Linked DNA regions of Homo sapiens: region 2 is linked to region 1. Evidence: read pairs that join two places in POLR2A ChIA-PET (ENCODE). Cell type or tissue: CD4-positive, alpha-beta T cell. All regions are shown on one strand. Each heading gives the region's core, and the rest is flanking DNA. Links, peaks and the distances in the headings are about the cores only.

Evidence for each region. ChIA-PET counts read pairs that join two places held together with the same protein. Peaks named below come from ENCODE experiments on the same cell type or tissue, not always from the same donor. Only the 100,000 strongest peaks of a DNase experiment are listed, where the experiment ranks them.
Region 2: POLR2A ChIA-PET joins it to region 1 with 10 read pairs; 4 of 35 experiments call an interaction of 5 or more read pairs at or near these places.

Annotation. Positions count from the first base shown.
Region 1 is chr5:109,916,395-109,927,732 of GRCh38, reverse strand. No RefSeq gene overlaps it. Among named protein-coding and RNA genes, the nearest start is that of LINC01848, 39 kb to the right of the region's middle. In CD4-positive, alpha-beta T cell, for the core only: a CTCF peak has its summit at 3,681; DNase peaks (open chromatin) are centred at 5,012 and 5,782; H3K4me3 peaks cover 1,078 bases; H3K27ac peaks cover 2,470 bases.
Region 2 is chr5:109,817,441-109,828,778 of GRCh38, reverse strand. MAN2A1 (mannosidase alpha class 2A member 1) reads right to left here. Exons shown (of 22, transcript NM_002372.4): 14 at 8,892-9,110; 15 at 8,437-8,559; 16 at 4,942-5,056. Among named protein-coding and RNA genes, the nearest start is that of LINC01848, 60 kb to the left of the region's middle. In CD4-positive, alpha-beta T cell, for the core only: no CTCF peak of the experiment used is centred there; no DNase peak of the experiment used is centred there.

The DNA.
Region 1 (11,338 bases), core at 2,026-10,025:
GATAAAATTCGTGACATTTACAATTTACTCTCAAATCATTTAGCAAAGCTAACAGTAATAGTAATAGGGAGAAGAAGGAGAAGGAGACTGTTGGAGGGGGAGGGGAGGTGGAGAAAGAGAAAGCAAGGATTGTATAACATTAACATTGGTGAATCTAGGTAAAGGGCATATGGAAGTTAATTACATTACACTTGCAACTTTCTGACTTTCAGTAAGTTTGAAGTTTTTTCAGAATAAACATTTTACAAAACATTACGAAAAAAAGAGAAACACAGAGAAAGAGAGAGCGTGCACCATGTATAAGACAAATAACTAGCTGATTGTAAGATAGGTTTGTTAACTGAAAGCACCATCCCCTCCATGAGGAGAACACTGACCTTGGTCACATTTTTTTTTTCTTTTAAGACAGAGTCGCACTCTGTCGCCCAGGCTAGAGTGCAGTGGCGCGATCTTGGCCCACTGCAACCTCCGGCTCCCAGGTTCAAGTGATTCTCCTGCCTCCGCCTCCCTAGTAGCTGGGACTATGGGTCACATTTCACTTGGAAGTACTCCACTAAGTTCCCATATTGTTGCAGTTTCCAGGGTTGTAACCCCCAATCATTGTGCTTTCACTGCCAAGTTACACTGCTGATTTTGTGTAGCCTTAATTCTTTCTGAAAGCATTAAATTATTTTTAGTAGAACTCATGCTACCTACCAGTCATGAAAAATTGTTTACTGTTAATTGAAAATGTTTGTAAAAAGAGCAAACTATTGTCAAAAACAATGCATACATGGCTGAAATATTTCTTTTCCCTTGAATCCTTAAGTATTCTTTGAGTAGGCATTTGCCAATTGGAGTTGTACATTGTCTTTCTTGCGTTAAGCACACCCATCGCCAATTATTTCCAGGTTTCATTTCTTTAAAGTTGAAAGTATATTTTGTCTAGATGTTTACATTCTTTTCCATCATTTACAGATATCTTGTCTGCTGATGCAATATAAACTCTTTAATCACAAGAAATTTCGTTGAATTTCTTCAGAACATTCAACTTATTTTTCATAGAAATGACTCATATATATCATCAGTTTATGTAGTATTTAATTAATTCTATAATTACAGTTTTAAAGATAACTGGAAGGAAGAGATTTGGAAACAAACACAATTAGCTCTTGGTACACATACAAGCATACAGCCAACCTAGGGAAGAACAAGAACATAAGGCTGACCAGCCAACTGACTGTAAGCATTCAATGTGCCATGAGCTTCAGTCATCGTGTTTAGAGAATAGAAGAAAATCAGTTAATTCACAAGGTGTTGGGTGTCAATTCAGTAGCAGTCACTAAGAGATCTTCTGCGTATTTACTTATTTTCAATCCACAAAAAAGATTTGCTATCTTCCATATGTAAAAATATCCCTTCCATGGGTAAAGATTGATTGTCAATTCTCCATGAAATTTACCACTTATCAGAGAAACTAAAATTAGGAGTATTGATCTGATGGACATACAGCCATTGAGTGCCTACTGTGTGCCAAGCACTGTTCTGGACATCAGGATAACGGGTTCCTACAGAGCTTCATCACAGTGGGTATAGTTATCTGGTAGGATTAACTGCTGGACTGCACTTCTCTGCCCCAGTAAAGTTCATAAGAAAATGCGTGCTTGGCTCAATAAGTAAGGAATTAATTCAAGGCTATTCTTTCTGTCTTCTGAGAGACTGGAAGAATAAAAAAGAGGGAGGTTTTACCCTGTGTCAAGTTAAATGCTGTTATCAGTTGCTGCATGTACAACATGTTGTTTATGGTAAAGTCAATTGATTATGATGCCCGAAACCAAGTGATAGATGGGACATGGCTGTAGCAGCAGCAGAAAAACAAAGAAAAATAGCCATCATTAACATATGGAGGCACATGTATGCGATTTTGTGTTTTCTTTTATTAAAGCAATTTTGTAAATTTGAGCTGATCCTTTTAATTAATCATGGAGCCAAGGCTTTTTAGTTTTCTGTTTTTTATCTGTGTCTTCAAATTACTTTTAAAAGACTGTTGCTGCTTTTAGTAGAATTTTGCCTTCAAGTTAGGAAGTAACTGAGAAGATTTCTGAATATTCGGGTTAAAGAACATAGCTGTTGGTTTTGGTGTTGAACTCTGGTTTGCCTACCTGCCTAGTTGGTTCTGCCCATCTCTGTGCTTGTGATTGATACCCACTCCCCTCTTTTATTGGCTCTCATGCCCACAAGGCAGGCCATTCCCTCCACATACACACACCCTGATGTACACAAGGGTCCCTGCCAAGGGTGGCTCCATCTTTCTTCTCTATGAATTAAAACTTCTACTTTGCTAAGTAGCCAAAAGAAGGTTCCTGAAATCTCAGTAACTTCCGGTCTTTACTCCAATTTCATGAATACCTAAAGTGCTTCTCATGAATACCCTTAGTCAATGATCCAGGTCAAACTCTTATTTTATCAGAAAATCAAGATGGGAAAAGGTGAATGACACAGCCACTGTCATATCATAGAACCAAAGCAAAATCCAAGACCTCCTCTCTCTCAGCTAAGCTCTTTCTACTGTGTAACAATCTACCATTTTTTAGTACTTTAACAATGGTTCATGTAGCCTCTACAGCGCTATCCTGAGTTTGCTTTCTGTGATTCCAGCATGTAGAGCATGCCTCACAATTAGCATGTAGGTTCCTTGAGGGCAGGGACTATTCCTTTCATGTCCACAGCTTGCACAGAGTGGAGAGGACACTGACTAAAGGACAGGGGGATTTAATTAGCCAAATCTCATATCAGACAGCACCAGATCCTCCCTCCCAGCCACCTCCCAGTACCCCAATAAACAACCAGCCCATATCTTCTGATTACATTTCCAGGCTCCCATGTGCTTTTGATTAACTTCTGTGTTTTTCAGCCTTTGCATTGCTGATGCATCCATTTTCTGTCCCCAAGTGGGATATAGAACTGTAGGTAACAGGCAGTTAATAAGCTAAACAGGTAGGGACAGAGGCTCATTAATGGTTGCTCTATGATTTGTGGCCGGTTCCCTCAGCACCTAAATCTTGAAATAAATATATTCAGAGACTCCGTTATCCAGGAAGAGGACATGGATCATTTTTCTTTCATTAACAATGGAGCCGCTACAGCAACATTTTTATTTATATGCACATTTCCAAGCCTAAAAGCTTGTCCCTTTAAACCTGCTTGCACTAAATTTTGATCGGCCCTTGATGAAAGAAGACTTATGAATCGGAGACAACCTGGTAACCATCTGTGCCCAATGCATATTAAAGGAAATGTAAATTCGCAAAAGACTCCCCAGCATATATCAGCTTCTCCACCCTGGGAAGACAGAGGATGATTAGAGAATCTGGGACCAAATCTCCCAATTCAGGAGGGCCATGTTAATGAGGAACTTTGCCGAAGTACACAGCAGGAAGAAGCCTTCAACAAAAGAAATTTCTAGATAACAGATGGGCCCAAATTTCTTCTATCTAGAAATCTATCCTTCTATCTGATGTGATAGGCACTTTAAGGGGTCTCTACCCAACCATAAGACCACACATGCATGCTTCACACATACACATGTGTGAGCATGTACCTGCACACATATGCCTCTCTGAGCTCTAGTACATGTGGGTCCAGGCAGCCATATTAATTGTCTATGTGAACATTTTGTGAGCTTTCTATCCATACCATGCCACCCCAGGACCATAGTCTTGGAATTGTTCTGGACAGCCTGTATACCATTAAGGCATATACTGTGATCAGAAATCAGGCAATCACATCCCTCCCTCAGAACCCTTTTAACCTTCTCTGACTTAATCTAAACTAATCAGATTTTTTTCTGTGAATTTGGAGTTGGCACTGATAGGAACAGCTCTACTGTTTGCCTGAGTTGAGGGCTTTGTAAAATTGCCAGATAAGAGGCAGCCGTCTTCTGCCATGTGCTTGAAGAAATAGCAAAAGTTGGTGTAATAAGAGAAAAATAAAGCAGATACACAGTGACGAGTGGAGAGCAAGAGCCTCAAAAGTCAGAGACAGACACACACATAAAGACAGAGAGACAGAGACAGAGGGAGAGAGAGGAATTGTGTTACTTTCTGAACACTTTAAGATGCTGGTCCCAAACCTAGACATGTCTTCCCCTGGTGTTTCATGAGATAGATAGCCTATTTTCTTAGTGTCAGTCCTCCATTCTGCTTGAATTAGCAGTAAAAGAGCTTTGGGGACAATCCCTAGCCAGGTGAGGGCTAGGCCCATCTAGGCTTCAGGGACAGATTTCCAGCAAAGCCACGCAGCAGTTCTTCCCCACCACTGAGCAAAGGAGCCTTTGTTAGGCTAGGGTGCACCACCTGTGCACTGTCTGCCTGTCCTTTGTCAGAACCAGCCCCTCCTGCTAGCTTTTTAACATCTCTGTCCTTGCCAAAAACATTCAGAGTTGGAAGACAAAGGCATCAAGGATGCAGAAGAGAGGCCCTGGCAAAAGTGAGAGCAAAACCAAGGATTGCTGTGGACAAAGATAGCAAGGACAAGTCACTTCAGTGGGCTGTCATTCACAACCGAAAGCCACAGGCTGGAGTGCCTGTGGTGGCTGGAATACAATGTTCTACCATAAGGAAAATGAGGTGGGTAACTCCTTTCATTTCCACCATAGTGAAGGTCTATTCTTTCCTTCAAAAATATTTAATATACTATTCCAATTGTATTAAAAATGCAATACCAGCCAGATATGGTTGCTCCCACCTGTAATCCCAGCACTTTGGGAGGCCAAGGCAGGAGGATCACTTGAGTCAGAAGTTCAGGACCAGGCTGGGCAACATAGGGAGACTCCATCTCTACCAAAAAAAAAAAAAAAAAGTTGAGTGTGGTGGCACACACCTGTAGTCCCTGCTACCCATGATGCTGAGTCAGAAGGATTGCTTGAATCCAGGAGGCAGAGGCTGCAGTGAGCTGATTGCACCACTGTACTCCAGCCTGAGAGGCAGAGCAAGACCTCATTAAAAAACAAAAAAAATCAAGCAATACCCAACGTGGTCAAGTTCTGTCTCTTCTTGGCTCTAACACACGTCCTAGGTATCTGATCGCAGGATAGAAATCAGTACAGAAAGTATTTCACACCCTGCCCCACCCCCAAACAAAGCCAAAGCAGGTCTGTCTACAGCTTACTCCATGGCACTGCATCATTCTTCACCCCACAGCCTCCCCCCAGCCCCCACACCTTTCCTCCACCGTGCTCCCTGGATAAGCATCCCACTCATGCTTTAGACTGCCCAGAGGGAGTAATTTGGCACCACACGGGACACCTTATTCTTGGAGTGCTAAACAGAAGTTAAGACTCGTGACTCTTCTCAGCTCTAATCACACACTAATTTCTCTGATAAAGCCACTTCAGATTTCTGTTCAGCCCAGACCCTTGGCATCAGGCCTTGGAGCTGTTCTGGGCCAGGCTGCTGGACATACCATGTGATCTGAGCTCAAGCAGTCACCACATACCTCCCCCATCAAACCTTCTAACCTGCTTTGTTTTGATTATTTTAAAATCCTGCCAAACCTATTAGGGCTAATGCTCCGCTGAAAGCAGCCACGACCTCCTGTCAGCACTTGGCACTGCAGGGCCATCCGTGACAAGGGGGGAGCTCACAGTCCTCTCTGTAGGAGGCTAGCACCCTCTGCTTCCAAAGAGGGAGGGAGTGACTGCAGAAAAGGCACCTGCCACCTAAACCTCAGAAGTCAACGGCTCCCCTGCCCCTGCAGCTAAGGCCTCAGTTCTTTGAAGCATATGAGCAGCTGCAGAAGCAATGGTGGCCTCAAAAAGTCCCATCAGCAGCTCTCAGAGTTTGTCTTCAAAACAAAAGTGCACCTGTGTTTTGGCAAGCTTCAAAGGGGTTATGAGTTGTGAGCAAATGCAATGTGGTTGAGTGAGAAGTGCTTTGAGCCTATGACTGCACAGACACACCACAGCATCTGGCACCATGGCTGCTCTGTGACCTTGAGGAATCACTCTCTGGACCTTCGGCATAGAAGAGATTCACACCTGATCAGATTCACCCCTGAGCTTCAGGACCTGGGTTAACAGTTAAAGACCTTCCCAGCTTGTCCTTCCATGCCTCAGGTTTGTACTGCTTTCTTTAGCATCTAATAAACAGTTCCTGTCCCTTCCCCTTTGGTCTTGGCTCCTAGAATGCCCTTCCATCTCCCTACTCAAATCCAGCACATTCTCTAAGACTCAGCTTAAGTTACTTTTTCTTGAAGGCTTTCTTGGCTCCCACAGCCCTCAAGGCTCCTCCTACTATCCCATCAGGCAATTGCACACAATTATGCAGCCATTATAGACTCCTTTATGTTGTTCTCGATTATTATGTCTGTGTTAATATTGCATCCTTCAATATCCTAAACTCCTCAAGGATAGGGTCCAAATCATTTTAGCACACTCCTGGATTGTGTGCTAAGATTAAAAAGAAAAAAATAATAAAATGGCAACATCCCAGGGCATGATTATTCTGCCACCCTTCCCCAGTAGTCACACTCTTAGTCAGGAGAACACAGCACTCTGTCATTTTCTAAAGGTCAGAAAAAGGTGATCGCGGTCAGCCAGTAAAAGTCGGGTGAGCCACGTCCATCTGGGTGTCCCTGCTGTCTATTTCTAAGTAATCCTCTGCTTAGGGGGCAGTCAGTGATGCCAACAGTGGGGGCTTTCAATCCATAATTACAACGTCTTTCCTTCAGCCCAAAATGTGGAACAGCTCCTGATTCCTCCCTTGGCAGCCAAAAGGCTGATCTAGCCCCAACCAACTGCAAGAGGTAATGGCAGGACCACGAACCTCCTGCAGCTGCAGGGATGAGCCATGGGAGGCTGATAACCACGAGAAATGACCACAAGGACTCTATGGGTGTCCTTGGAGGCAAGGACTGGTTGAGAGAAGAGTTGGGGAAAGTAGAAATGAGGCTTTGCAATGAAACTCTGAATAAAGCTAGCTCTATGGGCCTTTGCAGGTAAAAGCCCTAAATGACGGAAAGGTAGCAATCCCCATCCCCAACACTACTCTCCATATCCATGCAGGCACAACCTTCCACATGCCCCAGGAGCCCGGCAGCTTTTGAGGACCCTGCTCACTCTCAGTGGTAGAGGAGGAAGAGAAAGAGAGAAAATCCATTCAAAGCCAGGACCTAGCAGAGTCCAAATAAGAGGATATTTAAAAATAAATAAATAGCTCAATTCACTTTACAAAAGAAGACATAGAGGTGGCCAACTAGCATATGAAAAAATGTTCAACACCACCAATCATTAGAGAAATGCAAATCAAAACCACAATCAGATACCATCTCACACCAGTCAGAATGGCTATTATTAAAAGGTCAAAAAAGAACAGATAGTGGCAAGATTGCAGAGAAAAGGGAATGTCTATACGTTGCTGGTGACAAAGTAATTAGTTCAGCCATTGTGGAAAGCAGTGTGATGATTTCTCAAAGAACTTAAAACAGAATTACCATTTGGCTCAGCAATCCCATTATTGGATATATATCCAAAGGAATATAAATCATTCTACTATAAAGACGCGTGCACATATATGTTTATCACAGCACTATTTACTGTAGCAAAAACATGAAATCAACCTAAATGCCCATCAATGGTAGAATGGGTAAAGTAAATGTGGTACATATGCACCATAGAATACTACACAGCCATAAAAAGAATCAGATTATGTCCTTTGTAGCAACAAGAATGGAGCTGGAGGCCATTATCCTCAGCAAATTAATGCAGGAACAGAAAACCAAATGCCACATGTTCTCACTTATAAGTGAGAGCTAAACACTGAGTACATATGAATGCAAAGAAGAGGACAACAGACACTGGGGCCTACATAAGGGTGGAAGGTGTGAGAATGGAGTGGATCAAAAAACTACCAATTGGATACTATGCTTATTAGCTAGATGATGAAATAATTTGTACCCCAAACCCCCGTGACATGCAATTTACCTGTATGACAAACTTGCACCTGTACCTCTGAACCTACAATAAAAGTTTATTTAACAAGTCAATTTAAAAGGATCTAGAGACTTGGTCATTGGCTAATTTCATTGCACCGGATCCATCACAGACAATAGATATTTGGGCTCAAATGTTTCTAGACTGGAGCACGGGATGAGGGAAATATTGTATCTTTTGTTTTGTCCTAAGGAGGAGAAACAAATTCCCAGGGTGTATTAGTCCATTTTCATACCCCCATAAAGAATTGCCCAAGACTGGGTAATTTATAACGGAAAGAGGTTTAATTGACTCACAGTTCAGCATGGCTGGGGAGGCTTCAGGAAACTTACAATCATGGCGGAAGGTGAAGGGGAAGCAAGGCACCTTCTTCACAAGGTGACAGGAAGGAGAAGTGCTGAGCTAAGGGGGAAAACCTCCCATCTCAGGAGAACCATCAGATCTTGGGAGAACTTACTTACCATCCTAAGAACAGCATGAGGGAAACCACTCCCATGATTTAGTTACCTCCACCTGGTCTCTCTCTTGACACATGGGGACCAAGGGATTATGGAGATTACTATTTAAGATGAGATTTAGGTGGGGACACAAGCCTAACCATATCATTCTCCCTCCAGCCCCTCCCAAATTTCATGTCCCTTTCACATTTCAAAACCAATCATGCCTTCCAAACAGTCCCCCAAATTCTTAATTCATTCCAGTATTAACCCAAAAGTCCACGTCTAAAGTCTCAACTGAGACAAGGCATGTACCTTCCACCTAGGATTCTGTAAATCAAAATCAAGTTATTTGCTTCCTGGATAAAATGGGGGTAAAGGCACTGGGTAAATATACCCATTCCAAATGGGAGAAATTGACCAAAACAAAGAGGCCATAAGCCCCATACAAGTCCTAAATCCAATGGGAGAGTCAAATCTTAAAGCTCTGAAACGATCTCCTTTGACTCCATGTCTCACATCCATGTCATGCTAATCTAAGAGGTAGGTTCCCATGGCCTCAGGCAGCTCTGCCCCTGTGGCTTTGCAGTGTATAGCCCCCTCCTGGCTGCTGTCTCAGGTTGGCATTGAGTGTCTGCAGCTTTTCCAGGTGCATGGTGCAAGCTGTCAGTCGATCTACCATTCCAGGGTCTGGAGGACAAGGGCCCTTTTCTCACAGCTCCACTAGGCAGTGCCCCAGTAGGGACTCTGAACAGAGGCTCTGACCCCACACTTTACTTCCACACTACCCTAGGAGAGGTTCTCCATGAGGGTTCCACCCCTGTAGTAAACTTCTGCCTGCACATCCAGGTGTTTCCATATATCCTCTGAAATATAGGCAGAGGTTCTCAAACCTCAGTTCTTGACTTCAGTGCACCAGCAGGCTCAACACCATGTGTAAGCCACAGGCTTGGAGCTTGTACCCTCCAAAGCAATGGCCTGACCTGTAAGTTAGCCCCTTTTAGCCATAGCTGGGATGCAAAGCACCAAGTCCCAAGATTACACAAAGCAGCAAGGCCCAGGAACAAGGCCTCTGGGCCTGTGACGGGAGGGGCTGCTGCAAAGGTCTCTGACATGCCCTGGAAACATTTCCCCCATGTCTTGGCAATTAACATTTGGCTCCTCGTTACTTAAGCAAATATCTGCAGCTGGTTTGAATTTCGCCTCAGAAAATGAGATTTTCTTTTCTATTGCATCATCAGGCTGCAAATTTTCCAGACTTTTAAACATAACTTCCAATTCCAAACCGTCTCTTTGTGAATGCATAAAACTGAATACTTTTGAAAACATCCAGGTCACCTTTTGAACATTTTGCTGCTTAGAAATTTCTTCTGCCAAATACCCTAAGTCTCAAGTTCAAAGTTCCACAGGTCTCTAGGATAGGGGCAAAATGCTGCCAGTCTCTTTGCTAAAGTATAGCAAGAGTGACCTTTTCTCCAGTTCCCAGTAATTTTCTCATCTTTATTTGAGACCACTTTAGCCTGGGCTTCATTGTTGATATCACTATCAGCATTTTGGCCCAAACCATTCAACAAGTCTCTAAGAAGTTCCAAACTCTCCCACATCTTCCTGTCTTTTTCTGAGCCCTCCAAACTGTTGCAATCTCTGCCTGTTACCCAGTTCCAAAGTCGCTTTCAAATTTTCAGGTACCTTTATAGCAGCACCACACTCTCTGTGGTACCAATTTACTGTATTAGTCAATTTTCATACTGCTATTAAGAATGGCCCAAGACTGGGTAATTTATAAAGGAGAGAGGTTAAATTGACTCACAGTTCAGCATGGCTGAGGAGGCCTCGGGAAACATATAATCACGGTGGAAGATAAAAGGGAAGCAAAGCACCTTCTTACCTTCTTCCCAAGGCAGCCGGAAGGAGAAGTGCTAAGCCAAGGGGGAGGGGCCCTTATAAAACCATCAGATCTCGTGAGAACTCACTATCTTGAAAACACCATAAGGGAAAATCACCCCATGATTCAATTACCTCCACCTGGTCTCTCTCTTGACAAGTGGGGATTATGAGGATTATGGGGATTACAATTCAAGATGAGATTTAGGTGGGGACACAAAGCCTAACTGTATCACAGGGGCAGTATTTTTAGGAAGAGAAATACAAGCATTAAAAAACAAGAAATGGAAATAAATGCACCCAGAAATGTCTCTAGGACTTGAAATAACATCTTTGCACATGCCTTTGGCAGAGCTAGGCTTGCTCTAAGAGTCCTATCTCAGACACAGCAGTGTTTAACTGGGGCCTTCTTTTCCCTGGAGATGTCCTGTTCTCTTCTCACCATTTTCTTCGCATCCCACACTTCAGGACTTCTGTCCACTGCTCAGTTTCTCACCACTCACACACAAGCCCAGCAGCCTCATGGCTGTCAGGAGAATTATCTGTTATCAGGCTTCTGTGAGATTAAATTTAGTCATTATCTTGGAAGAGAATTATCTCATGTTGACAAAATCCCTCAGAGTTCACTGTAGAGAACTTTAGTTTCCACATTCAAGTGAGATTTGAATTTGATCAGGCATCAATTAAACACTGTGCATTACATAGTGACCTAACTTCAAAAGAAAAGTCAGTGCTTGTGCTATGCTTGTTCAGCACGAAGGGTTTCGTTTCCTTCTTCAACCATCATTTGAGGTTACAGGTCAGACTCAGAAATAATGGGCCATACGTTTACAATAATACATAGGGGTTATGATTGCTGCTTTTAAAAAGAGCCATAGCATTCTAAATTATAGGCTCATTTTCCTGGGTCAGCTTTGCCTCAATGAGGGCAGCACCATGTGGCACTTAAGAGCAAAGCTTTGGGACCAGACAGGCCTGTGTTCAAATATTATTCCATCACATTTAGCCATGTCAGATTGAGCAATTTCACTAAGCTCACCAAGCTCAG
Region 2 (11,338 bases), core at 1,654-9,653, 99 kb after region 1:
TTGAGTAAGATCCATTACATATAATACTTTATAATATGTTGGTGGAAAACAGGGCAGAAGTATTGCATTTAAGATGTTTCCCCTAAGGGTTAAAACATGGTTTACACACACATACATACTAACTCGCTAACAAACACCTGCCTAGGAGAACACAGTCCTTGCGCCAATGAAATGTACACGACATACTCGTTACCCACAGTGACCTAATTCTTCAAAGTAGCTGTTGATATCAGAAACTAGGACACTAAAGTCCAATAATTACAGCTCTGAAGACAAATAAGGCCACAGTTAACAATGTCACTTATTGGTATTATATTATTGCAAGGTATGTACTTTCCTTGTAGGTGCAGTATTAAATAAAACACAAGAGGATACAGGAGCTTCTGTTTGTATTATATTCTATCTTCTAATTACAGATTAACCAAAAAAGCTAAAGTAGCAGCCTATATGGTAATGTTTAAAGCTTCAATTAAATGAAAGATGATTATACTGCAAGAAAAATTAATTCCCACCTCCCTCAACTTTTCCCCCAGAAGAGTGTTATTTTCTACAAATGAAATAAATTGCATTTCATTAAATTATGGGTGCTATAAAATGGATTTATTAAACCTGACATGGGCAAAACAATATATTTCATTAGAAATTTTTTTTCTTTTTTTCTTTTTTTTTTTTTTGAGACAGAGTCTCGCTCTGTTGCCCAGGTTGGAGTACAGTGGCGCTATTTCGGCTCATTGCAACCTCCGCCTCCTGCGTTGAAGCGATTCTCCTGCCTCAGTCTCCCGAATAGCTGGGATTACAGGCACGTGCCACCAAACCCAGCTAACTTTTTGTATTTTTAGTAGAGACGGGGTTTCTTTCACCTTGTTAGCCAGGATGGTCTTGATCTCCTGACCTTGTGATCCGCCTGCCTTGGCCTCCCAAAGTGCTGGAATTACAGGTGTGAGCCACCGTGCCACGCCTTCATTAGAAATTCTGAACTGCTCTGATCTTGTAGAGCTTTTAAGGCTAGTGAGCACAAGATTTCTTCTAATTTAGTATTTTTAGAAACCTTTTGAATGCGATGTCTGAACGATAATGAAAAGGAAAACAGAGTGTTCTTTTATTAGTTTAAAAGATGTTAAGAAAGAGAGAGCCCTTCAACTGCACTTCTGATCATTTTCAGAATCTGGAGAGAATGCAGATAGAGAAACAAAAGTTAAATACCAAACCAAAAACAAAAGTAGGTTGAACTATACGGCCTCTCAACTCTGTTTCAAAATCATTAAGGACCAAAAAGTTTATATAATTTTGGAAATGTTGCTTGTCGTTCTTGATTTTGTTTTCTCCTGAAGCTTAATTTGGGCAATAGTTACTTTGGGGAGAAAAGGGTCAAAGAACAACTAAAGTAGAGACTGAGAAATGTAAGAATATTTTGTCAGGTATGCGTTAGTTTAGTTTTTAAATTGGATTTGTAAGGTTTAACAAAAATAGACACCCAACAAAGACAATCTTTAATACTAACTCATTTTCTGTTTCTTTATTCCTTGTTGCTGAGATTACAAAATCTTTTGTATAATTAACTGGTTTAGTAACCTAATACAATTACAGTATGTAATCATAAAACATTAATAGTCTCTCTCCCCAAACCCTCATTTCTTCCTGGATTGAAAATCTGGTACTAACAACAAATAGGCTCTATTCATTAATACTCATGCAAATAACTGCATCTGGTTGGTTTAAGGGGGACAAAAGTAGCATATATCCAAAACTAGTTTAGTAAATTAAATTCAAGAATAAATATTTTTTGTTATTTTATGCAATACTAGCTAAAAGCCAATCTACAACAGCATGGAAGTTGGCTGACGTTTCCTTTGCATCTAAAATGAAAAGCCACATTTTGTCTATGCATTTTGATCAATCATCCAGGTGTCTGATTTACAGGAGGCCAAAGTTTAGAATGTTAAACAACTTTCCAGTATTTCTTAATAAGGAAGACTTGGCACTAAATAACAGATCCCTGAAGACTGATCACCCTTTCAGGCAGCGTGAACGCTGATAGAGCCAAATACCCTGAAGACTTCGTATATCTATCATGGGCCTTGATTAGTGATTTCATTAAAACCACAATCAGCCAGGATTGAGACAACCCGAGTGTTCAGGCAATGGTATGTGAAAAACAGGAGAGACAGGTGAGTCATGAAGATTACTAAGGAAAGACTCTCTCCACAACCGGGCTTATCTTTTCCCAGAGGGAGATTTGTTAAGAGGAGCTCAAATACAAACACGGGAAGGTATATAGTTTGGAAGAAAGCATTTCAGGTGATTCTGGTATCTCTATTTCCTACCAACTGCTTTCATGTTGAAAAAAAAAATGATCCGGACTAGAATGAAAAAAGATTTACAGGTTACGTCCAGTTTATATATGACGGCTTCTCATTTAATCCAGGCAACTACTGTAAAACTCATCAGTGAGGCGCTCTAAGTTTGCATTACACTTATTTATCCATCATTTATTATTTTTTTCATATGCCCGAGAACACCAAGGAAGAGAAGACAAATAATCTAGAAAGGAAACACATGAAAAAAGAAAATCAAGCCAGGTGCAGTGGCTCATGCCTATAATACCAGCACTTTGGGAAGACAAGGCGGGTGGATTACCTGAGGTCAAGAGTTCGAGACCAGCCTGACCAACATGGCGAAACCCCATCCCTACTAAAAATAGAAAAATTAGCCAGGCGTGGTGGTGTACACCTGTAGTCCCAGCTACCTAGGAAGCTGAGGCAGGAGAATCCTTGAACCAGTGGGGCAGAGGCTGCAGTGAGCCGAGATCGCTCCACTGCACTCCAGCCTGGGCGATAGAGCGAGACTCTGTCAAAAAAAAAAAAAAAAAAAAAAAAAAGGAAGGAAAGAAAGAAAGAAAACTAAAGAATAAAAAAGAGAAAAGAGGCAGAGGCAAGACCAGCAAATAGAAATGGGCTACATTGAGAGCCCCTTTGGAAGGCCAGGAGCCAGTCAAACCTCAGTGGCCCGGGCTCCTGCTTAACACTATTAGCCACTGGACAGTTCACTGCCCAGAGGGAAACAGGAAGAGAGGGGGAAAGGAAAAATGACAAGCATTTAGTTCTGATGAGTGTAGTTTGCTCAAATAAGTAAATAGGCAAGTCAGAGCCTATTAATTTCCAAGTCAAGCACTAAGCTACAGCCACTAGCAGCAGAACAGGGCCATCTAGTCTACACAAACTGCCCTATGATGTGAGAACTAGAGGTCCTGGATAATCCAAGGAAAACCCAGAAGATACAGTGACATAATTAAATAAAAGCAAAAGCAATTATGCAAATATACCTGATTGAGAAGTTGGAATTTTAGGAAGAGTTGCTACAGCATTTCCTCTGAGACATAGCCCATCTCTAAATATAACTGATGAAAAACAATGGTAAATCAAACCTGATGACACAAGTTTGTGCCAAAGTGTGTGCCATGTTGTACTCCAGGAAAAACTTTTCCACTAAAAAACAATAGTTTAAAGCAAACTTAAAAATAGATCAGCATATCTTCTGTGGGGTAATGCTATAAAGTTGAAGATGTAACTTAGAGCTCTCAGGGGTATTAAATAATGGCTTACACAAGAGTACAAACAGATGATCAAAAACAGTTTCTGACTTACCAGAAGTTTTGAGAAACTCAATAGAAGATTATTTCAGAACTACAGGTTTTCCTGTAGGTAGCAAAGTGATCACAGATAACTTCAGAAGTCACATTTAGGACACAAAATTAGTGTCTAGCATTATTTTTCCCACCTGCCAGAGAACTTTTACTTCTTGATTCATCCTATGAATCATGGGTTATTCTGAAAAACCTATCATATTATTACCTAAAGAAGTTGCATGAGAAAGTTTGTCCATACCTGAAATTCTAACAAAAAGCAAATACTAATGAAATTTGAAGTTAATAAAAAAGTTAAATAAAAGCAAAATTAAATTTAACTATGAAATCAGAAAATTGAACTTCTGTGATTTAAGAGATTCCCTGAACATAGTATCCCTTTGCTTTCCCACAATACCTAAAAAGGAAACCGTGCCTACCTATACATTTATCTTTAGTTTGTGAAATCCTTTATTTTTTACCTGTATGAAGATTCAGGGAAATAGTATTTTTTCTTTTCTAATTTGTTCAACTTAGCTAACAGCAAAGATAAATTTAAATGGCATTTTTATGAGGTCTTTTTCTAAGAGTGTTGATAATATGGTAAATACCCTGGTTATTAGGATTAAATCTGTAGTTGGAAAAGCACACCATTCTACAAACAATGAATTCTAAATCAACCAACCTAAATGTGCAAGTCTTTGGAAACCACAGCTCCACTCAGACCCCATGGAATCAGTTCCATTGCCCAGGGTTAAGTTCTCAAAAGGATCAAAAGCCTATTTCCTATCACTTGGGTTCATAAAGATGCTGCTCAATACTGTTCTAAAAATGATAAACAATTGCTAGGTTTTATACTCTACTGGGTAAAGAGCTGTAAACAAATAGAACCAGCTTAGAACATTTTTCTCTTAAAGTTACATTCCAGTGATACAGGCTATATTTAAGGAAGCAGGCCCCATATATGTGTGTGGTCTATTAACTGAAAGTCGTATTTAATATAATTTCCATTTCATAAAATCAAAACACTGTATTGTTTTCAGGTGTTAAAAATAAAGTTACCAGTTAATGAGCTCAAGACCAATATGGCAACAATTAAGAGAAGATATACAGAGGAACATGTATATGTAGGGATTGAAACGTTTTACCATTTTTTATTATCAAAGGGTAAGTTTCATATTTTAAATCATATTAAAAATGTCAAGTTTAGAAAAACATCATCTACAAAAACCAACTGTTAATTTAAGAATGGCATAAGAAAAGCAAGAATTCAAAAACCATAATACATATGTTTCATAACTGCATTCCTATTTTCTTACCCTGTATGTGGTATAGTCGGACTCTATGAGTAACATGGTCAAAAAAGCAAGTCACTTCCGAATAAATCCTTCCATGTGTCACTCTGACAAAGGGCGGTGTTGTGTAAACATAAGGCTGAAAAGAAAATAATATATTTAAGAAAAATATTTTGGCTTCCAAACTTTTAAAAGAATATGTTTATTATGGTTTCAAAAATAGAAAATACGTATCACCTGATATTTGCAATTTTAAGTGTAAACCAGATCTTACAAGGTAACAAAATATGCATGTGATAAAAACTGAACGTGTTTTTTATTTTTAAAAATGCTGAAAATAGGAAATAAAAATGTTTACAACTTCACTGGTCTAGAAAGCATTCCTCCCAGCTATACAAATTTCTAACTAAAATCCTTCTATTTGTCCATATAGTTACTTATTAGAAACAGCAATCATTCTACAGAAGTTACATTTTCCCAGGTAAATAATTATTATAACCATGGTCCCAGCCCCCTAATGTTCAGGGTTTGGGACAGGTGGCAAGGATGACTACAGGGAGTCATCTAAGCAAACTGAAAGCAGGATTCAGAAACATAGTTTAATCATAGCTCGGTTTACTAAACTATAAAACATTCTGTCCTTTTACTTGAAAGAACTAGCTGAATATAAATTCACAAACTTGAAAAAACTACTTGGAAACCACTAGTTTAGTTTTTATTTAAATTTTAAAAAATGGTAATAAAGCACATAACTTATGTGACATGGAAGCAAATTTAAAACATTTATGAGTAATTATATTTTTAAAGTATTAGATACCTTAGCTCAACAATAGCATAGAAAGTTAGGCTTGCAATATGAACTACTTAAACAGTGTAAGATTTTCGGCCAGGCGCCGTGGCTCACGCCTTGTAACCCTAGCACTTTGGGAGGCCGAGGTGGGCGGATCACAAGGTCAGGAGATCGAGACCATCCTGGCTAACATGGTGAAACCCCGTCTCTACTAAAAAGACAAAAAATTAGCCAGACTTGGTGGCGGGTGCCTGTAGTCCCAGCTACTCGGGAGGCTGAGGCAGGAAAATGGCGTGAACCCAGGAGGCGGAGCTTGCAGTGAGCTGAGATCGCGCCACTGCATTCCAGCCTGGGTGAAAGTGCAAGACTCCGTCTCCAAAAAAAAAAAATTTTTTTTTCAGAATTGTGTAATTTTCTTCCAAATTTACCTCTTTGGCTAGGGAAAATTTTCTGGAGTTATTAAAATGCTTAATGGTTTACAAATTTCTTGTACCTAATTACCAAATAGCTAGAAAGTGAGGGAGGGGATGAGAACCTGGGATGATGAGTTCTGGGCTCTTGCCTTTTTCTGATGCACTAGACTGCCTCTTTCCCTGATGTTTTTTATTTTCTCTCTGTAAAAATGACAATTGTTTTATCTTTCTATCTGACATTAGAGCTATTTAAAGATAAAATGGTTTTAAATAAATTAGTTATTGGTATCTACGCATGAAATTCTATAGCACAACTACTTTTTTAAGTATAAATACAGTCAATCAAAATAAAATGTCCAATGACAAAAGCTGGTGAATGAGAAAACACTGAAACAGCTCATATTTGGGACTCACTGCCCATCCTGGAATGCCTCATATGAGTTGTAGTTTGTCTTTAATTCTTCACTGACTTAAAAAAAAAAAAAAAGAAAAACCCCAAACAGCCAAAAAAAAAACCAAAAACAAAAACAAACAAAAAACCTAGAGTCCTTACTGTAGCCTACACAATCCCTTAAAATCCAGTATTGGATTTTAGTTAGCAGGTTTCATAACTTGTGGAACAAAAGTAACTTTTTCAGGAGATAGGTCCCTAGCTAACAAGACAATAATTAGGATAACATTTCACTGATCTTGAGGTATAGAAAACCTATAAAGGTATAAAAGCAAAGGAAGAAACTCTACAGAAAAAAAAGAAATGACTACACAAAAATTTAAAACCACTATAAATGAGAAATACAATAAAATAATTAACAAACTAAATGACACAATAAGAAAAATTTTACAACATATAGGGAAAAGGATTAATTTTACCACATATAGAGTGCTCAGAGATCATCAGGACACACCAACAGAAAAACAGTCAAAGAATAGAAATAGGAAAATCACAAAAGAAATATGAAAGATAAATGAAGGTACAAAAACGTTCAACCTTACTAGTAACCACAAAAATCTTAACAGAAAAATATTTTTCTACTAACTTACTATTATAGGCAAAGCTTGTAATATGGCCAATTCTCAGTGCTTGGAGTGGGATTTTAGAGTTAATCTCAAAAAATGCTGGTGGGATTGAACATTTACCTAGTCTTTCTAGAGGGAAGATAAGCAGTACACAGCAAAAGTCCTTAAAAGACTTCAGACACTGATACAAAATGACTCTTCTAGAAAGTTATTCTCAGCAATTAATCAGAATTGCATTGTAGCATTCTTTTTGAATGCTACAAAGAAAGCTTATTACAATGTTATGGTAGTGAAGAATCGGGAGAAAAAGAATATAAGCAACATCTTAAACACAACAGTATATATTAAAATTGGATTTTTAAAAAACATACCATCAGATTGTGAGCACTGTCACAAATGAAAAACAAAATATGTACATGCAATAAGTCAAGACTTGAGAACGGGGAGAAAAGGATATGCATAAAATAAAAGACAATAAGAAATACATCCAAATGTTGGCAATGGTTTTCATGGGATTGTGCACCTGTTGGTAAATTTTAATGTTTTCTTTAGTTTCTGGCATTTTCAAAATGTGCCAGAGTTTGCGTATTACTACCTTTATAGTCAAGAGTGAGAAAGATTTGTTTTTTAAAGGGCTGAAAGTTAAGGAGAAAAATGGTCCAGTGGAAAATCTATTTTTCCCATACGGCTAGAGGTTTTGTGTCTGTATAAAATGCATACATATAAAGCTCCCTAACTCTACGTAAAATCTAGTTTCTTCCCATGTTCATTGTTTATCCTAACTGAACATTGTTCATTGTAGCATCTTAACAAATTCCAACTCTAAAAAACTATTTATCTAACGGGGTCTTGCTCCGTCAACCCAGGCTGGAGTGCAGTGGCGTGATCTTGGCTCACTGCAACTGCCTTCCGGGCTCAAGCCATCCTCCCACCTCAGCCTTCCTGAGTAACTGGGACTGTAGGTGCAGGCCACCATGCCTAATTTTTGTATTTTTTGTAGAAAAGGGGTTTTGCCATGTTGCCCAGGCTGGTCTTGAACTCCTGAGCTCAAGCAATCTACCCTCCTTGGCCTCCCAAAATGCTGGGATTACAGGTGTGAGCCACTGCGCCCAACCATTTATCTAACTTTCGACTACAAATTGCTAAGTATCAATAAGGTGATAGATAATACTGCAACCAAAAGTTCATCTATCCCTAATAAATCAACAGATGATAAAATAATGACACTCACTTATCTTTTTCCTCAATACTCTTTCAATAAGTGTTTATTCCATTTGTCATCTCATCAGTACCACTTACCTTGGCATTACCATCAGGTAAGAAGAGGTAGGCACCACTTTTGTCTCTTTTAATTGTGGTTCCATACCATGAAAATTGCACATTTACTTCATGGTGTTTACCATCTTCTTTAGTCATCATTTGCTAAAGATTAAAAAAAATAATAATAAGCAACTCACCACTAAGATGTTAAGCATGTTGCATCTGGTTCTATGTATATGACAATTTAAAAAAATAATTTCTGTACTTATCTGGTGGACCAGTGACACACAGACCACGGAGTAGCGCCACCCACAGACTATACATGTGAGCAGCAAGTGGTCAATGAAGGTGCAAAAAGCTCATGCTTCCTTTTACTCAAGAGTATTTGATACAGCTCTACTTAAGACTTTTTTCCCCTTTTGCCTAATTAATCTACACACATTGTAGCAAAAATGATAAGCATTCTATGAATTTTAGAACTATTCAGAACATACCTTCATAAGTCCAGTTTGATCAAACCGAAGTAAAACAAAGGAGTTCTCTAGTGTTATACCTTCTTCAGTATTTATCATATTCTTTATGGTGAAAATTCCGCTATCTTCTACTTTATTCTTATACAAGACATAATCAGCTAAATGTGAATTTGAACTTGCTGATTCCAAAATCTTATACACTTTCAGTCCCAATGGCGGTATATGTGCTCGAAAAGAGATCTTTAAAAGATAGGGAAGGGAATTTATTAAAGATAAATGTTATCTACTGAGAGGCAAACCATTTATATTTTTGGTAAAACCAACAAACTATCATATTTTTTAAAAAGAGAATCCAGTTGGCCCTCCATATCCACAGGTTCCATGTCCACAGTTTCAACCAATTACAGATAAAAAATGTTTGAAAAAAAAACAAAAAACAAAAAATACAAATAAAAACTATAGTATAATAACTATTTACATAGCATTTACATTGTATCAGATGTTACAAGTAATTTAGAGATGATTTAAAATACACAAGAGGATGTGTGCAGGTTATATGCAAATGCAGATGCTCCTCAACTCATGATTGGGTTATGTCCAATTAGAATTTGAAAATATCGTAAGTCAAAAAGGTGTTTAATACACCTAACCTATCCAAAATCATAGCTTAGCCTAGTCTACCTTTCATGTACTCAGAACACTTAAATTAGCCCACAGTTGGGCAGAATCACCTAACACAAATCATATTTTATACTAAATATAAATAGCTTATGTAATTTATTATATACTATACTGAAAGCGAAAAATAGAATAGTTGTATGGGTACTTGAAGTACGGTTGCTACTGAATGCACATTACTTTCACGCTATTATAAAATTGAAAAATCTAGGTTGAGCCATTGTAAGTCAGGGATCATCTGTACTATGCCATTTTATATAAAGGACTTGAGCATCCATAGATTTTGTTATCCCCAGAGGGTCCTGGGACCAGTCCTCTACAGATACCAAGGCATGGCTGTGTAACAATATTCTATAAATGTTTGATATCTTATGGGTAAACCATACATGTCTCAGTTTATCCAGAGAACCTAATAACCTAAAGTTGGTAGGCCTATCAAAAGCACTAATGTTTTTATCCAATATGTGAACCTGTATGATCATTCTCAATTGTTTGGCTGTACTCTAGAATGCCTAGAGAAGGAAATTTTCCATGAATGTAAGGGCTTTACAACAATGCCATTTCCTAATTATTAATTTTTTTTGCAATATTATGATATTTCGGTTAATAAAAATGATAAACATAATATAAATATTAAACAAGTTAGCATTAGCCATCAAATGCTTGAGGTTCAGCAGACACTGAACAGAGCATGGGGGATGCACACAGTTTAAGACATGACCCCTGCTTTCCAGGAGCTGTTGCTGTTCCATTTTCTAGATGGAAAGCTTCCTGTAAAATCTGACCAAAATTTTTATTATAGTTTACCTTTCTATCTAAAAGATGATGCATATTTAAGAGTAGCTAGAAGGTGGATCACGGGGTCAGGAGTTTGAGACCAGCCCAACCAACATGGTGAAACCCCCTCTCTACTAAAAATACAAAATTAGCCAGGCGTGGTGGCACATGCCTGTAATCCCAGTTACAGGAGGCTGAGGCAGGAGAATCACTTGAACCCGGGAGACAGAGGTTGCGGTGCGCCGAGATCGCGCCATTGCACTCCAGCCTGGGCAACAAGAGCGAAATTCTGTCTCAAAAATAATAATAATAATAATAAAAGTAGCTAGCAATAGCTTCTGTCAAGCAGAAACAATTCTTAGAGTTCCTAGTTTATGGCTGTATCTCCAGAAATGCCGTTTAAATGACATTCCAGATTTTAAAAGTCTAACCTTTCTAGTGGTACAGTGATCAGTTTAATATTGCTTATTTTAAGAAACTTTGGCACAAAAAATACCTATTAACTTGAGCACAGATTTTCCACAATTATATCTCACAAAAGAAGCATCTTAATTATTTTAGGGCATTTCTCTTCCATGGTGTGTTATGTCACCTTTGCAATGAAAACCTAAAACTATCCAAAGTTACTAAGGGTGGTATTTATCTCACTTTCGATATGCATAATTATCATTAAATTCACTTAGAGCAAAACATTCAAAATTTTATGAGTAATAATTACTGCATTACCTTAGAATAAACAGTATGCATCCTTACAAAGATATACAATATACATATGAACAACATATAATAAGATACAATATATATACTAACAAAGAAATTAACATTTTAGGGAACACAGGATCATTTTTCCTTTAGTGTCATTTGACCCACCAGTTAAACTCTCTGGTATTTACAACTTTCATCACCTCACATACACCAACATGATGGCTAAATGGGGGCTACTGTACATACACAAATTATATACTGGCTAGGTTTGTTTTACAATGCCTCCTTAAGTTCTATGGCTACAACAT